2 separate regions of the Homo sapiens genome follow, and region 1 is linked to region 2. Evidence: chromatin loops called from intact Hi-C (ENCODE). Cell type or tissue: dorsolateral prefrontal cortex. All regions are shown on one strand. Each heading gives the region's core, and the rest is flanking DNA. Links, peaks and the distances in the headings are about the cores only.

The links. Hi-C counts contacts between places; a loop is a spot of excess contacts. Peaks named below come from ENCODE experiments on the same cell type or tissue, not always from the same donor. Only the 100,000 strongest peaks of a DNase experiment are listed, where the experiment ranks them.
Region 1: a loop joins it to region 2, with 2.3 times the contacts of the local background. A loop is called at or near these places in 4 of 110 quality-filtered maps.

Annotation. Positions count from the first base shown.
Region 1 is chr5:138,948,388-138,957,220 of GRCh38, reverse strand. It overlaps SIL1 (SIL1 nucleotide exchange factor), which reads left to right. Exons shown (of 10, transcript NM_022464.5): 8 at 5,337-5,433; 9 at 5,886-6,050. LOC124901079 (a long non-coding RNA gene) reads right to left here and starts at 5,339. Exons shown (of 2, transcript XR_007058954.1): 1 at 1-5,339. RefSeq lists enhancers at 2,906-3,843, 7,508-8,372. In dorsolateral prefrontal cortex, for the core only: a CTCF peak has its summit at 3,650; DNase peaks (open chromatin) are centred at 1,820, 3,650 and 4,053; H3K4me3 peaks cover 1,568 bases; H3K27ac peaks cover 5,000 bases.
Region 2 is chr5:139,133,946-139,142,778 of GRCh38, reverse strand. The region is part of intron 1 of SIL1 (SIL1 nucleotide exchange factor); the gene reads left to right. Among named protein-coding and RNA genes, the nearest start is that of SIL1, 60 kb to the left of the region's middle. In dorsolateral prefrontal cortex, for the core only: a CTCF peak has its summit at 4,956 (motif pointing right); a DNase peak (open chromatin) is centred at 3,778; H3K27ac peaks cover 3,573 bases.

The sequences.
Region 1 (8,833 bases), core at 1,525-6,524, 180 kb after region 2:
GACACAGGGCTGTGTTGGAGAGCTACCAGATGACCCTCAGGAAGGTGATTTGCTGCCCCTCCCTCTGAGGTTCCCTTTATCTCCTCAGAGGTGGGCAGATGATTGTGTCTGTGTGTGTGTATTGTGTGTGTGTCTGTCAGTAGGGTCTAGAGACCCTCTTGTGAGTTGCTGTTACTGTGGTGAGGAGTGGGTGTCTCATAGTTGCTTACGTGGGTGGCTTCCAGTTGGGGGCTGTACATGAAGGGGTCAGATGATAGCCCTGCCTTTCCCCAGTGTCCAGATGGAACTCCTGAGGCCATACAGGTCCCAACACAAAGTGATGTGCAGCTCATGTGTTTTGTTATTCCTGGAAGCTTGACTTTGTAGTGGAAGATTTGTACAGTGTTTTTTTTGTTTTGTTTTTTGTTTTTTGTTGTTGTTGTTGTTAAACCTATTCCATTTTTATTCAATTCGGTAATTGTATCTTTTTTTTTTTTTTAAGATAGAGTCTTGCTCTGTTGCCCAGGCTGGAGTGCAGTGGCGTGATCTCAGCTCACTGAAACCTCTACCTCCTGGGTTCAAGCGATTCTCCTGCCTTAGCCTCCCGAGTAGCTGAGATTACAGGTGCCTGACACCACACCAGCTAACTCTTGTATTTTTAGTAGAGACGGGGTTTCACCATGTTGGCCAGACTAGTCTTGGACTCCTGATTTCAAGTGATCTGCCCGCCTCAGCCTCCCAAAGTGCTGGGATTACAGGCGTGAGCCACTGCGCCCAGCCAATTGTTTGTATCTTAACTGATTGATTACCTAGCCCCACTCATCCCTGGATGGCAGGCAAATATAGATGTCTCTTGAACCCATCTATTTCAGGATTACACATCCTGCAAATTCTTGCTTTCCCAGATGATGGAGGCCACACATTAAGGCATAAGCAAGGTGGGGCCACCAGAGGAAATCTTTCTTTCTGGGCAAGAAGGTGAGCTGCACTTCATCAGGTGAATGATTGAGCCTGGCCCCATATACCCCTGAGATGTGCCCTCTGCCCTCAGTGCATGGCATCATCTCAGAGGCATTTCAGAAGAAAAATAATAGTTTTTTCCTGTTCTAAGGGAATGAAAAGAGTATTTGTTGCACTTAGAAATGTCACGAGGACGCGTGAGTGAGCACATCCCTCTGCTGTGCCTCTGGTGTCCTGGTCTGGCCTGGCAGTCTCAATCACAGAAGCTCTCTTCAGTTACACCTTAGCATTTCCTTGGCCCCCATCTAACTAGTCACCCTCATCCTTATTCCCATCCTAGAGCTCTGCCTTTTCCAGTTGTTTTCCTTTTCAGAAATTCAAGCTTACTTTTCAGCCCTTGTTGTTCCGGTTGGTTGACCCTGGAGCAGGATTTCCGTGCACATACCTTGTTGGCCCTGCCACCCGTGCAGCGGCACAGGACCCCACACTCAAAAGGGCCCGTGCTTGGCTTCATGCTCTGTTCTCACTGTCTTGAAATTTCTGATAATTCTTGAACAAAAGGCCCTACGTTTTCATGTTGCACTTGGGCCTGAAAATTATGTAGCCAGCCCTGAGCCCAAGGGTGAAGTCAGCCCCGGGGTGTGTGCTGGGCAGCAATCTCCTGGGCCCCCTGGCCGAGCTGGGCTGCCTTCCCTGTGGTCAGCTCCTTCAGTCCCCTTCCACCCAGACACTTGCTTAGCTTCAGTTAGCTAAAATATGACCTCTGACTCTTGGCTGATTGCCCAAATTGCTGTCACCCTGACCCAAACTCTTTGGTTTTTGCAAATGCAATCACTTCCATTTTTGCAGCCTGCCCCACCCCCAGCCCATCTCCCTGCAAGATTTACAGAGTAGCAGCTGCTGTCGTCCCTCTGCACACAGACAGCTGACTTGCCTGCTGATTGTGAACATCCCAGTAATCCAAGTGCTAATGGTATTTATTTAGTCCAGCCGGCTTAGCCCTGAACAAGGTTTATTCTCATTTATCGCATCGGAGATGAGCTACGTCCTTAATATCCTTCTGTTGACTTTGAGCACACCAGCGCCACTGATGTCACTTTGAGGCGTGCCAGGCCCCCGCCCCCTTAACTCAGATCCCCAACTGTCAGGACACCTACCTTCCAGCCAGCAGGACTGGTCCCTCCAGGGGTGGGCCGCAGCTCTGGTCCAGAGTCCATAGGCTGGAGGAGGATGGGGCTGCCATACATGATATGTGCTCGAGGCATCCAGGCCAAATAAAGCTGTGCTCTCAAAGATGTGGTCTGGCCTCTTTGTGTAGTGAGCCTACTGTAATTATCTTTTGGCCACAGTGCATTGGCTAGCAGTGTGGCATTTTGGCATTCATTAACTGTTCTGTCTTTTACATGGGTAGTCCTAGCTCTGCCTCACAGGTGAAAACTTGCCCAAGGCCATGAGCCATTCATTGCTTATGAGATTCCCAGCAAGGGTCCTGCAGGCCCTGGTCCTTGCACATCCAGAGGCCTCACTCTGAGCTGTTTTGGTAGTTGCCTCCCCCAGCCCCAGGCTGTGAGCATTTAAAGCCCAAGGCAGAGCTGACTGGCGAGAGGGTCTGTTTCTAGGAGCAGATTCTACCCTTGGTGGGTGATTGCTCAGGAAACCTTCAGCTCTACTGGCCCTGCCTGGATGGACTGAGGAGCAGCTGGAAGCGCAAGCCTCATCTTCCCCCTCTTCCTCTGCTGTGTTTCTTCAACCCCTTGCCTGGGCAGCCCTAAAAGGCCACTTCACAGGGTGGCCTTTTAGGAAACTCCTGAAGCTGTGGGAACCCTGGGGTAAGGCCTGGAGTTCCCAGGGTTCCATGGGTACCTCGTTTAAGCTGATCATGTGAAGAGGCCAGGCAGGGCATGGGCCCAGGGCTGCCAAGGCTGTGCACTGTCACAGCCCATGTTTGGCCCATGGTCCTGCCGTACCCACAGACTTGGCTGTGGGTGAAAACATGAATTTATTGCCTTATGAACCTGATTTCAGCAATTTACAAAAGGTCAGACTTTCTCTTTTCTCTCCGATTTACTTATCTGATGTTGGAGCTCTCTTCTCTCCTACTCTAAATGGGGTGGGAAGAGCCTGCCTGAGGGGGACAGAGTGGGTGGGACTGGGCTGCTGCTGGCTTGGCTGTGGGTGGCTCCCGACCCACATCAGCCCACCTTCTGAAGAGAAGGGACTTCTCTTTGCCCTGGTCACAGTGCAGAAAGTGGAAGGGCTTTGGTTGCCCAGCCCTGGGTGATTAACTGAGGCTGCGATGATGGGGTGCTGTGATGAGCTTTGTGCTGTCTTTGGAGGGCCTTGTCTCTGCTGCTCTGAGGGCCCATGAGGGATGGGACTCCTTGGCAGTGCTCCCAAAGGCTGATGCGATGTCAGATCTCTCAGCCCCCTTGGGGAAGCAGCATTTGATGTTTGTGTGAATCTCTCAGCGTGGTCGTCTTCTCTTCCTGGACCCTCCTGTCATGGGTGAGCGTTCCTTAGGCACATGATGGCAGAGACAGCCCTAATTAGCTCATGCTTTGATGAAACAGCTGCCTGTCTCAAGTCGTGGGGGGCAGGGGAGCAGCTCAGCTCCCAGGCCCCCCTGCGCCAGCGCCTGCCTGCCTATCTGGAGAGGAGCTGTCAGCCTCCCTTCCCCAGGGACTCTGGCCCATCTCCAGGCTGCTCTGCAGACACAGGGGTGGAGTTGCTGTGGGACGGGCTGGCACCCACCCTGTACTTCCTTTCTGGCTGAGAGGCTACAGAGTGACACGTGGTACAAAGGAGCTTTTCTCTTTAGAAAGCTGGCTCAGCGTGCTCGGTCTGCTCTGGACCTTGAAGCTTGTTCCTGGTCAGAATAGAAGTGGGGAGCTATCTTCATTCCATTCAGCCAGCTTTGGGGGCACGCCTGCTGTGTGTCGGGCCCTCTCCTGTACGGTGGCACAGTGTGTCTTTTCTGGGTTTAGGACCAGGAGCCAGCTCCTTCTGATTTGTCTTTGTTTCCTTATACCCTGGCTCACTCTCAAGGACACCGTGAGGGCCCCCTGGCCAGGAGGGTTGGGAGTTAGGAGGAACAGGTGCTTTTTGGGTCTCTGGGAGCTTGTGGTCATGCCAAGGGCAGGCAGCCAGAGGCATGCGGTGGCTTTGGTAGACTGCGGTGTCCTTTGTGGGCTAGTTGGATGGGTGTGACAGCCACCATCTGACTGCTGGCTTGGCCCCTTCACTTGTTGTTGGCCTCAGGCTTTTGTGTGCCTGTCCCCTCTTTTCTCTGGGGCCTCACATGTGGGCTGCTGAGAGGGGAGCCCTGACCTGCCCAAGGGCCTGACTATCTGGTCCCTGTGCTTGACACTTGCTCCTTAATTGATCCCTAATGCAATCTTGAAAAGCAAGGAGCCTGCAAAAGGGCATCCTGTGAGGGATCCCGGCCTTGTCCCCTGCATGGCACCCTGCCCTGATGGGGGTCCCCGCCAGGCCCCTCATCCCTTCATCTGGGAGGTCTGGGCCTGAAATGTTTTAATCACATCACTATTTCTCTAGCCCAGAATGGGGAGAGGAGTTCCAGAGGCAGCTCAGGGTTTTGAGTACTTTAGTGCAGTATGTTTATCTATTGATATGTTCATGGTTGTGTACACGTGTTGTTCATTCGTTCGTTCGTTCAGTCGTTCATTCATTCCCTACTGTCCAGGGACCTGTGACGTGGCAGGCTCTGTGCTGAGTGCTGAGAATACAGGGCAGAGAAGCTGACAGTAGCTGCTGTTATAGAGTGGGAGCCCAGTGGGAGGCATTGGGTTGTCCTGTTTTAGGATCTGCCTGGGTATTCAGAGGCTCCTGTCTCTTGCACTTTCTTCCTGCCTTCTCCCGCAAGCATTTTCTATGTGCAGTCTGAGTGCCGACCCAGGAGAGGAGAGGGATGGGGCCCTGGCCTTGGGGCACCAGACCCAGAGGGGAACAGACCCATTAGTAATTGCCCCAGTGTGTGATGTGCTTGGGTCATGGAGGAAGGAACATCCGGCACTGGCTTGGGAAGCGCCAAGAAAGGCTTCCTACGGGAGGGACGCTGAAGGAGCACCTTCGGCATCGAAATGTCTTTACAGTAGTAGAGGTTGTTCACCTTCCCAGCCCACTCCAGCCCCTTGGCTGCTGGGGAGTGGGGGCTGGCATGGGAGCACTCAGCCCTGTCACCTGTGCTGTGGGCCGCTGTTCCCACGTGGGTCTGTGCCAGATGGTCTTTGTTTCCCCAGCTGAGTTTGACTTGCCCCGTGTGGGAACCTCTGTTGTTCTTGTTTCTCCCCAGGGATGGCTGACATGGGCTCAGTTCCCTGACCATCCGATCCCTGGGCTGGGCAGGGTAGTCATGCTGTCCTGTGCTTCTTCCCCAGCAACCCCAAGGTCCAGGTGGAGGCCATCGAAGGGGGAGCCCTGCAGAAGCTGCTGGTCATCCTGGCCACGGAGCAGCCGCTCACTGCAAAGAAGAAGGTGTGTTTCCATGCCCTTCCTCCTGCCCAGCCTCCAGGACACGTGTGGGGCCTGAAAGGAAAGGGTTCCTGTCCAGGCTGTGCATGTTACCATGGGGGCCTGAGCATCATCTGCTGGGTGGCACAGGGGGAGAAGTTACACTCAACTAAAGCAGATGGCAGTGTGCCGAGGTGACTAGAGGCCTGGGGGCAGCTCCTGTGCTGTGGCCTTGGGCCCTACTCCTGGCCTCCCACCCTTGGCCTCTGTTTACCTCCCATTTACTCACTTGGTAATGTTGAAGGTGTCTGAGTCCCTCCTGGCCTCACAGTCCTGGGTTCTGGGGTATAGCTGTAACTGAGGTGGGGCCGGGAGGAATGGGGACTAATTTGGGGCACCTCTGCCTGCCTTCCCTGGGCCTCAGGGCAGGTCCAGCTCGCTTGGCCCCTCACCTACCCCTGGGTCTGTGCCCCCAGGTCCTGTTTGCACTGTGCTCCCTGCTGCGCCACTTCCCCTATGCCCAGCGGCAGTTCCTGAAGCTCGGGGGGCTGCAGGTCCTGAGGACCCTGGTGCAGGAGAAGGGCACGGAGGTGCTCGCCGTGCGCGTGGTCACACTGCTCTACGACCTGGTCACGGAGAAGGTGAGTGCCCAGGCCCACCCAGTCTCCTCTTGTTTGCTTTGTGTGTGCTTCTGGGTGGATGGACAGACAGATGGAAGAGACTGCGGACGTCACTTGTTTGCTTTGTGTGTGCTTCTGGATGGATGGACAGACAGACAGTTGGAAGAGATTGGGGACGTCAGGGAGTATGTCATGTGAGATGTGGTGGCTAAGCTGAAACCTGAGGGCTGATGAGGAGTGGGAGGTGGCCCTGCCAGCCATGGTCACGGCCAAGTGTGCAGGCAGAGGGCTCAGTATGAGGCAAGCCTTGGAGCAGCCGAGACCAGGCCCCGAGGGGACAAAAGGCTGAGGGGGTAGAACAGCCCAGAGCTCCTTCGAATGGCACTCACTCTTCGGATTCTAGAAACGTGGAGGTGCCTCCTCTGTGAGCTTTGGCTCTGGGCAGGGCCTCAGAGTGGCTGCCCTTGAGAGTCTCAGGGACCCAATTGCTTGCCACTTGGGAGGAGACTTGGTGCCCAGCCCTGTTTGCAAGCTTGAAGAAGCATCTTAATTAAGGAGGAGAGAGGAAAACCAGCCAGGCCTGGATTCTTAATTCAGCTACTGCAGAGAGCATTGGCAGGGCTTCCTCAGTTGCCTCTCTCGGGCCACACGCTCCCCAGAAGAGCCGCATGCCGACTAGTGGAGCAGGGCTGGGCAGCCGCTGGAACTGCTGCCGAATGGTGGAGGCTGGGCCCCTCACTCCCTCTGCACACGCCTCCCCCAGGCCTTCTCTCCCAGGCAGTGTCGGGATGGCTGTGGCCACCTCTGTCCATCACTGTCTCTCCCCAACTCTCTGTCTTTGCCTGTTTCTCTCTCTTCTCTTGTTAAAGCTGCAGAAATCCAGTTTCTTAGAACAGCAGGCAGCCATGTGGTGCTCAGATCCAATTGATAAGGCCTGGGCACAGTTCAGGTTCTGGGACTGGGCCAGTGAGCCTGGAGAAGGACATGTCAGCTGGCTGGGCATTTCCCAGGGAAACTGGGCTCTGTTCTCTGGTGTCTTGGGTGTGTGTCCCTGCTGCCCCCAGCCCTGGCATCCTGGGCACTATGGCACTGACACATTGCTAGCACACTACCACCAGGCAGGCTCACCAAGGCTGCCCCGAGGCTGCCGGCCCCGGGAGCCTGCCTCTGGAAGCTTTGGGGTGCTGACATGATTGGGGAGGGGAGGACTGGCATCTCTCTACAAACAGTACAGAAATGGCCCTCTTCTTTCAGGGAGGACAGCAGATAAATTTCAGCCAGAGAGATTTAGGACACACTGTACTTGGGCTGAGGCAGTCAGGGCTTCTCTGTTCTTGTGATTTCTTTTTTCTTTTTTCTTTTCTTTTCTTTTTTCTTTTTTTTTTTTTTTTTTGAGACAGGGTCTCTCTCTGTCACCCAGTGGCACGATCTTGGCTCACTGTAAACTCTGCCTCCCAGACTCAAGTGATCCTCCCACCTCAGCCCCCTGAGTAGCTGGGACTACAGGTCCATGCCACCATGCCTGGTTAATTTTGTTCGTTTTTTGTAGACAGGGTCTCACTATGTTGCTCAGGCTGGTCTTGAACTCCTGGGCTCAAGCAGTCCTGCCTCAGCTTCCCAAAGTATTGGAATTATAGGCGTGAGTCACTAAGTCCAGCCTCTTGCAGCGCTTAAGAATGAAGACCTAGCCAAGCTAGGGGTGGGTCCAGAGCTGCCTGAAGGTGGAGGGACATGAGCTGTCCACCACGATGGAGGGGTGCCATGCAGCTCGGGGATCACTGCAGCATGTTGTCATGACAGCCAAGGACTGTGGAATTCCCATGGGCAATGTGACACCCCCATCAGGGTGCTGGGGTCTGCCAGGCCCCAGGCAGTCCTCATATGTACCTTGGCCTGTGAGAGGACCTCTACTGAGAGACCATGCCCTGACATCTGGGCTTCTGCAGTGGTGAGATGCCTGCCTGGGGTTTGGATTCCATGGCCTCTGGTGCATCTGAGGAGCTGAAGGGCCGCAGGGGGACCCTGCCTGCCTGTGCTGCCTGCTGTGCCGGGTGCTGGGAAAATAATCCGCAGTCCCTGTCGTCCCTGAGCTTTCAGGCAGATGTTTATCAGAGAATTCCCCTGAGCTTGTGTTGTAGTCTGTCTGCTGCTGCTTTAACAGAATACCCGGGACTGGATAATATAAAGAAAAGGCAGTTTTTGGCTCATGATTCGGGAGGCTGGGAAATCCACGATTGGGTGGGTGCATCTGGCGGGAGCCTTTGTGTTGCATGACAACATTGTGGAAGGTGAGAGGGCAAGAGCACTTGCGGAAAAAAGCATGCTGGGCCGGGCTTGCTCTCTAGAATAACAACCGCTCTCCCGTAAGGAACCCGCTGCCCTCCTGACCTAGGCAGCTCCTCTCAATACTGCTGCCTTGGGAATTAAGCTTCCAACACTTGAACTTTTAGGGAACACACTCAAACCACAGCAGCATATAAGCAGAGAAGGCCAGTCAGGGGAGGCCGGTCAGTGGCGGTGAGGTGTGCAGGGAGCCGTGGAGTGAATGGGGCCAATGCGGGGGTGCACCTGGAAGTCGGAGCTGCGCCTCCAGAGGCCCCAGGGGAGAGTTAGAGTGACAGGAGTGGGTGTGAGTGGGTCCAGGCCGCGCACAGTGGGGGCAGAGCCTGCAGAGCCTCGCAGTCCCAGGGAAGGGATTGATTTTGTCTTTATCACCCGCAATGCCAGGCTGTGAGGGTTTGGGGGCTGGAGGAGAGGGTGAGAGCAGGAGGCACTGGATCGCAGGACACAAGGGACAAAGGTGG
Region 2 (8,833 bases), core at 2,366-7,365:
ATAAATAAATAAGTAAAAGAGGTGGTGAAAGTGGGTATCTTTGTCGTGTTCTTGGTCTTTGGGGAAAAGCTTTCAGTCTTTCACCATTAAATATGATGCTAGCTGTGGGTTTTTCATATATGCCTTTTATTATGTTGAGGATGTTCTTTTCTATTCCGGGTTTATTGGGTATTTTTTATTATGAAAGGATATTGGATTTTGTCAGTTGCTTTTTCAGTATCCATTGAAATGATCATGTGGTTTTTTTCCTTCATTCTATTAATGTGGTGTATTACATTGATTGCATTTCATATGTTGAGCCACTCTTGTATTCCTGGGATAAAACACCACTTGATCATGTTGTATAATTCTCTTAATATGCTGCTGAATTTTGGCTTGCTAGTATTTTGTTCAGGATTTTTTGCATGTATATTATAAGAGATATTGGTCTGGAGTCTTCTTATAGTGTCTTTGTCTTGCTTTGGTTTCAGGGTAATGCTGACTTCATAGAATGAATTAGGAAGTGTTTCCCTTCTCTTTGGTTTTTGTGAAGAGTTTGAGAAGGATTAGTGTACTGCTACCCTTCTTAACAGGCACCTTGCTGGCCAGTAAGTGCCTGTTAAACTCCTACCTTTTTGGAGCTTTGGCTTTGAAGTTGGGCCAGGTGAACTTTTCCATACTTTTTTGTTTTGACACTTCCATCTTGGCCGCCTGTCTGGGCAGCCAGCCATTCTGATTATGCAGCCTGGAAACTGCCCTTACAGGGTCAAGTTGCTAAGTTGGACTTTAAGACTGCGGCTTTTTCCATGTGTTCTCTGTTTCCTTTGGCTGATGAGTGTATGGTCTGATCTTGGGTTTGCTGAACAAGAACAAGGCCTCTGAGCCATTCAGGAGATCAGAACAAGTCAGCTGATAAGGGAGTAGGTTCTGTGCTGAAAATAATGTATTTTAAAGTGTTTTCTCAGATATTTAACATTTCAGGGTGAAAGATTCCATTGAGCACAGTTTTCCATAATTCTAAGTTCACATGTGATCATAGAGGTGGCCACACACACTTCTTTCCAAAGTAGTAATTTACATATGTATGCCATTAGGTTCTGCTGCTTTCACTTCCACTCAACAATTTTTTATGCATCTGCTTTTAAAGATAGGGGTCTCGCTATTGCCCAACCTGGAGTGCAGTGGTGTGATCATAGCTCACTGCAGCCCTGAACTCCTGGGCTCAAGCCATCCTCCCACCTCAGCCTCCTGAGTAGTTGAGACCATAGTTGCATCACCATGCCCTGCTAATGAAAAAAAAATTTTTTTTTTTTTTTTGTAGAGACAGAGTCTTACTTTGCTGCCCAGGCTGATCTTGAACTCCTAGCTTCAAGTCATCCTCCTACCTAGGCCTCCCAAAGTGCTGGGATTACAGGTGTGAACCATTGTGCCTGGCCAGCACCTGTTTTTATGTATTACCACAGTCCATATTTTTACCTATTTTAATGGCAGTGTTATTTTCCATTGTACTCTTCCAAATGGTTCTTTTTAGATTATTGATTTTATTAAATCAATGGCTATTTTTTGAGTGCCAGGAAAAGTGCTGGGCAATGAGGAGACAGTGGTATGTTACACAGACAATTGTCCCTCCCGCTGTGGAGCTCCCAGTCAGATGGATTCTAGTTATAGGCCTATGAAATAGAGCTTCACTGACACCTAAAACAGCCCTGGAGAGGATGAGGAGTTTGTGCAGTCCCTAGCTCTGGTTCCTATTGCTGCCTTCTAAAATGCGGGGGGACGTCTTGGCAGGACAGTGTCAGTTCTGCTTGTAACTGTGCTCTCAGCAAAGCACAGGATGGAAACCCTGTGACCATGGCAGAGATGGCTCTGAAGTGGAGCTGCCGCAGCAGGGAGAACTGCTGTTTCCTAGGCAATACTCTGCTTAATATTTTTAGCATGTGGTCATGACAGAACTAAATGTGGTTTCTGATCCCAAATTGGTAATAAATGTAGCCATATTTAGAGTCAGAAACAATGCATTTAAAATCCTCTGCTCCTTAATTGTCCTGCCAAGTACTGAGTTTAGGTTTCTTTGTTTCTTGGCTACCTACCCAGCTTCCTACCATCCCTTGTAGAAGGTGCCCGGATTTTCTCTGGGCATTCGGTGGGATTGTGAAAGCCGTGAGTTATGGCTCCCTGAGCTGTGTTGAGAGGCATCTGATTTTTGTGTTTCTGCCCACATATGTAAATGTGTACATTTTAAAATTCATCTCCCTTTCAAGTTTTTAAGGATCTGGTATTATAAATAGTCTTGGGCTCTCAGGCATGTTAAAAATAAAATGTTGCAGTTGCTGACTTACCTGGAAGACATAGTTGATACCAACATGGTAGTAGCAAGTCCTGTGCTTGGTGACCCATCCTCGTATTGTTGCTAAGTGTTTCTGTAAGTAAATGCTATTTTCTTGGGGCTCCCCAATTAGTTTAAGGAGTACCCTAATTATTGCCTAGCTCATTATTACAAAGTTGTAATTAGTGTCTTTTTTTTTTTTTTGAGACAGAGTCTTGCTCTGTCGCCCAGGCTGGAGGGCAGTGGCTCGATCTCGGCTCACTGCAACCTCCGCCTCCCAGGCTCAAGCAATTCTCTTGCCTCAGGCTCCCGAGTAGCTGGGATTACAGGCACCCATCACCACACCTGGCTAATTTTTGTATTTTTAGTAGAGACGGGGTTTCACCGTGTTGGCCAGGCTAGTCTTGAACTTCTGCCTCAAGTGATCCACCTGCCTCGGCCTCCCAAAGTTCTGGGATTACAGGCATGAGCCACTGCACCCAGCCTCAACTAATTTTTGTATTTTTTAGTAGAGATGAGGTTTCACCATGTTGGCCAGGCTGGTCTTGAACTCCTGACCTCGGGTGATCCACCTGCCTCAGCCTCCCAAAGTTTTGGGATTACAGGTGTAAGCCACCATGCCCGGCCCCAACTAGTTTTTGTATTTTTTAGTAGAGATGAGGTTTCACCATGTTGGCCAGGCTGGTCTTGAACTCCTGACCTCATGTGATCCACCTGCCTCAGCCTCCCAAAATGCTAGGATTACAGGTGTGAGCCACTGCGCCTGTCCTTTTCTTTTTAATAATTATGCTGTCTGAGACTAAGATGTGGAAGGCCACATTATCCACTGAATGTGAACAGGACATCATCCACCTGAGGCAAGTGACAATATCTTTTGTATATTCTGTTCCATAGTATGGTGCCCAGTGTGCTCAAGGAACTGACATTAATGCTGAAATTATCTTTGTGTGGTATTTGCTTTTAGAGTGTGAGTGCTGAATGCTTGCAATAGAAATGGCAAACAAATTGTACTTACCAGTTAGCAGATAGTTCCTTTAGAACTATGGACTGGAAATCATACCTTCTTCCCTATTTTAGCCCCTTTAAGAGGCCCTGATGTTTTCTGGAAGCTTAGAGACATCAGGGGAAAGGAAAGATGAATTCTGATCTCTCCTCCCCTCGAACCCTGACCGTGGTATCTGGATGACTGTGGTGTGAAAGTCCCTGGTGTTCTTTGGGAGCAGGCTATAGAGAAAGCCCATCGCACATACTGTCAGGAGATCCAGTTACTATTTTAAAAGGGGAGGGAAGAAAAGCCCTGGGACCCTTAGTCCCTGGATGCTAGCTGCATCTGTCTACAGTGGTCCCAGCAGTCTAGGTCAGCTGCATTTGCCCCGGCTGTTCCTACTCTCCCTGACTCCCCCTTAGAGGTAGGAGAGTGGCAGCAGGAATTTGGAGACAGGCCTGAGTCATCAGGAAGCGGGACTCTGAAGTGTTTGATGTCAGTCAGCTGGCACTGATGCAGAGCCAGCCAGCATCGCTTAAAGGTTTCAATGGAAATGTGTCTGTAACCACCCAGAGTATAGTCCAGGTGTGTGGGCTGACTTGTGGCTCAGGGAAGCTAGTCTCCAAAGAGGGGCTTGGTTGTCAGAACAGAAGACAGTTCTGTATGGGGGTGAAGCCCTCGCTGCTTTTGCTTATCCTATTCTTTGCTCAGAATTTTCTCTAATAATAGTAGTGAGAGCTATAAGCTTTATGAGCCCTCATTTTGTGTCAGGCACTGTGCTATATGCTCTATGTCATCTCATTTAATATAGACAGTCATACTAAATAGTTACTATCAAGTCCTCTTATAGATGAAGGGGTTGAAACTTGTAGAGGTTAAGCATCTGGCCCAAAGTCACACAGCTAGTAGGGGAGACTTGGCTCAAAATCCAGAGCCTGCATTCTTCCTATTACACTGTAGTGGGTTGGAAGGGAATGGAGCTTCTTGTAACCTTGGTTGTTATCAGACATGGGCTGATCACTCCCGGTACCTCAGGCAGGGTCAAGGATCAGGTATAAGGAGTAGGTCCCCTTGTCTGTATCTTGCTAGGAGCTTACAGTCTAGGACCTACTGGAAAGTACAGACTAGGACCTGAGTATTCCTCTGATTCATCTGGTCAACTGCTGGTATGCTTAGGCAAGCCCCATTCACCAAAGAAGACTCCGTCTTTGTCTGCCATGTAGAAATACTTCTGTCTTGTGTATTTTCTGCATGGAGGGGCGAGGTGTCAAGTTCTTGCCAGACAGTTGGGTGTGTGTATATACGTGGTGTGTGTGGTTGTGGTTTGTGTGTGTGTGTGTGTGTATATGTGTGTGTGTGCCTGGCACTGGGCTCCATGAAGGGGAGCAGGGATGCTTTTGCTTCGTGTATAGCTAGGAAGCTTGAGTGATAGGAGTTTAAGGGATCAAGTCACAAAGGAAGCCTGGCTGCAATCTGAGTCAAGGGATTTCTTCTTCCTGAATGCCTGTGCCTATGCCTTGGCTGGTCTGTGCCAAGGGCATTTAGTAATCAAGGTGCCTGTGTGTGGTATGTGTGTGTGTGCGCGTGTGTGTGGTGTGTGTTTGTGTGTGGTGCAGAAACTAGAACATGGTAGAGGTGGGTCTTTCCACAAGAGGGCCCCAGTAGGCTCATTTAAAAATTTCTGTCCTTTCTACATATGGCTAGCCAGTTTTCCCAGCACCCATTCAGAGGTGGGAATTGAACAATGAGAACACATGGACACAGGAAGGGGAACATCACACACCGGGGACTGTTGTGGGGTTGGGGGAGGGGGGAGGGATAGCATTAGGAGATATACCTAATGCTAAATGACGAGTTAATGGGTGCAGCACACCAACATTGCACATGCATACATATGTAACAAACCTGCACATTGTGCACATGTACCCTAAAACTTAAAGTATAATAATAATAAAATTAAAAAAAAAATTTCTGTCCTGACACAAAATGTGCCTTTTTATTTATACTGTTGCAGAACAAATAAAATGATGAGTCCAGTTTCTGTGGCTGATTTCACAGACCCCTCGAGAGACAGCACGGCTATGGAAAGAGCATGGCTTTGGGGCCAAACTGGCTTTGAATTCTGACTCTACTGCTCTGTGGCTGCATGAACTCTGGCACGTTACTTAACCTCTCTGAATTTTGGTCCCCTCATGGGTAAAATGAGCAGCATATTGGAACCACCTCAGAGGGTTGTCGTGAAGAGTAAATGAACTAATACTTTGCTTGCAACATGGAAAGTTCTCTATAAATGTTGACTATAATTATTATTTGACAGAATTAATTTTCCTCTGGGATGCCCAGATAGTATATTTGAATGCTGGGGGAAGGGGTGGCACTAGGGTATTTCTCTGTCTCCGCCATGGCGGAGTTATTATTACATTTCCACAAAGTGGAAGGACTAAAGCCTCCGGGCAGTCTGAGGCATGGCTGAGAGCCCAGAGAAGGTAGAATTGTGTCTGATGGGAGTTTCTTCTTAGAAATTTTACCTCCCTGCCCCCTCCTTCTGCTGGAGTGACTGATGCCCATCATTGTCCTGAGGTCATGTGTGTTGTGGGGTAGCTCTTCATCAATCATAGGAACTTATGTATGGTATTGAAGAATCCCTCTGTTGCACCCATGGAGGAATTTTTTTTTCTCTTTTCTCATTAAGACTTTAGTGAAATGTTGAAAAATCACATTTAGAAATGTGGCCTCAAATCTTCAAAATTTAGTGGACCCATTGAGCCTTTTGGAGTGGCCTACCCTTGTGCCTCTATGTCTTCATCTGTGGACACTCTTTTGAAGGGCCCTCTGACTGCCTCATTGCCAAATCCAGTGACTGATCTCCTGACATTGTTGCCTACAACTGGATTTTCTCAGGATTCTCCACTCTTTTGACCTGTGTAGGTCTGCACTAATCATGTGGCTGCTCCTCTGGTTTCCTTGCTTGCTCCCTTTTCCTAACGTGCAGCCATGAGTTGAAGACTATGCTTGGTCCGCTGTCCTTTTCTCTCTAAGGTTTCTCCCTAGAAAGATAGTCGCTCTGCTCCTGTTGCTTTGATGATCACCTCTGTGTTGATAGCACTGAAACTCTTGCCCTGCCTTAGCCCTGTCTACCTCTTCGTCTTCAACAGGTATGAGGTTGCCACAGCCTTCCTGGATCCATTGATAAGTTCCACGCCTAATGGCATTGAATTCCAATTGTTCTCTATGTAGGTATTGAGTGCCTGCCATGTCTTCTGGGTCTTTAGCAGTCCAAATAAAGATTGAGCCTTAAGCTCACTTCTAGCATTCAGATTCTTTGCAAGCTGTGGCCAAGTAGGAGAGATCTGGAGAGGGCCAGGCTAGGCTTTTTATTCAGTCACTCTGCTTGTCATGTGATTTCTTTTTTTTCTAATTTTGAGACAGAGCCTCACTCTGTCACCCAGGCTAGAGTGCAGAGGCATGATCTCGGCTCACTGCAACCTCTGCTTCCTAGGTTCAAGAGATTCTCCTGTCTCAGCCTCCCGAGTAGCTGGGATTACAGGCGTGCACCATGACACCCGGCTAATTTTTTTGTATTTTTAGTAGAGATGGGGTTTTGCCATGTTGGCCAGGCTGGTCTCGAGCTCCTGACCTCAAGTGATCTGCCTGCCTTGGCCTCCCAAAGTACTGGGATTACAGGTGTGAGCCACCATGCCCGATTGTGTCATGTGATTTCTTTTCATTGGATGCACTAACTTTTGTCGCTGTGATTGCAGTTTTTTTTTTTTTTTTTTGCTAGTTTGTTTAGCTCCCTTCTTGAAGATCTGTATTCTTCTCTACTGGAGTGGGAATGGAGTAGGTCGTGTTCCACCTCTGGGAGTACAGAGAAAGGGCTAGGAATGCTCCTCACTGCCCTTCCCATTTCATCCCATCCCATGTTGTCTTCCTTCCAGGTGCCTATTCCCAGCTGGGCCTGTGGAGCCCTTCTTGGCTCCCTGTGCCCTCTGGCAGGGCTAACATCTGTACTGCCACTGTTCTCCCTTGCAGGCTGCACGGTGGATTTTGTAGCTCTCTGTAGCTCTTTGTAGCTCTCTGGTTAGGCAGAGGCTTGGATCCATTGTGAACCCTCTACCCTCCAACAGCCTCCTCTAATAACCTTTTTTCTTGGGTGCCTTGGGTTTGTTGAGAGCAGTCCCTCTTTGCTTGGCCCTAGGCATGACTTCAAAACATAGGGGAGATATTATCCCCATTGTACAAATGGCCACTGGCTCAGGGATGTTCCAGTCCAGCCACCTTGCCAGCTGGGGGCTGGACTAGTTAGAAGCCACATTTGTTTTGCTGTTCAAAGACTTTCCATTTAATTGCTGTCTGCCTCTTGACTTTCTGTTTAGTATTGTCTCAGGCGGGAAAAGCTTGTTTGCCTGACTATTACAAACTTGTTTTTCTTGTCCTTCAAATTATTCTTTAAAATTCCATTTCTTTTCTTAAGCCTTTGCACGTTGTTCTCCCTTGTCAGGGGCGTCCTTTCAGTGTCCTCTTTGCGTTGTTTCTCCAGCTTCATATTTGTCTGCTTAAATTAGGTAGTGCACTTCTGTTTGTGTAGAGGTGAGTGACTGTATGTGTGCATATGAGTTTGTGCAGCCCATAAATAGTAATGAATGTGTGTCTGTGGAAGAGCTCATCCTCTAACCTTCAGTTTGTAAAGCAGGTGATTGTCTTACAGCTGTTCCTGCAGCTGGCAGTTCTGCATGTTGGTGGCTTGGCTCTCTGGATGCCAATATGCTAGGAAAAGCACTGAGTGGGCTGGGTCTGCCTTGGGGCTCAGCAGAAAACTGCCTCGGGTTTCTCCATTTTCAGCCAGGAGGGTCATCCTTTAACATTTATTTCCTTTACCTCCTGGGAGTAGCTACCCAACAAAAGGCTTTGGTCCTCATTTGAGGCATGGGTCAGCTGGACAGTGTGTGGATCTAACAGGGAGCAGGAGCTTTGGAGAGTAGTTGCCTGGCCTGGCTCTGATGGGCTGCGGGTCCAGGGCAGCAGTCATCATTTCCATTCCAATGATGGAGTGGGCCGGGCACCGAGGCTCAGGACTGTAATCCCAACACTTTGGGAGGCTGACATGGGTGGATCAGTTGAGCCCAGGAGTTCGAGACCAGCCTGGGCAACATGGTGAAACCCCATCTCTACAAAAATAATAAATTTTAAAAAGCCAGGTATGGTGGCACACCATATCTGCTACTCGGTAGTAGTCCCAGCTACTCAGGAGGCTGAGATGGGAGGATTGCTTGAGCTTGGGAAGCAGAGGTTGCAGTGAGCTGAGATTGTGTCATTGCACTCCAGCCTGGGTGACAGAGTGAGGCCCTGTCTCAGAAAACAAACAAAACAACTAATAAAAAAATGGAGTGATGATTAGATGCTAGGTGCTGTACCCAGTACTTCCTATTCATTGCTTTATTTAATCCTCGCTACCAACCTTTGAAGTAGAAATTCTTAATGTACCTATTTTATAGGTGAAGAAACTGAGGCCTAGTGAAGTTGTGTCCAAGATCACATAGCTA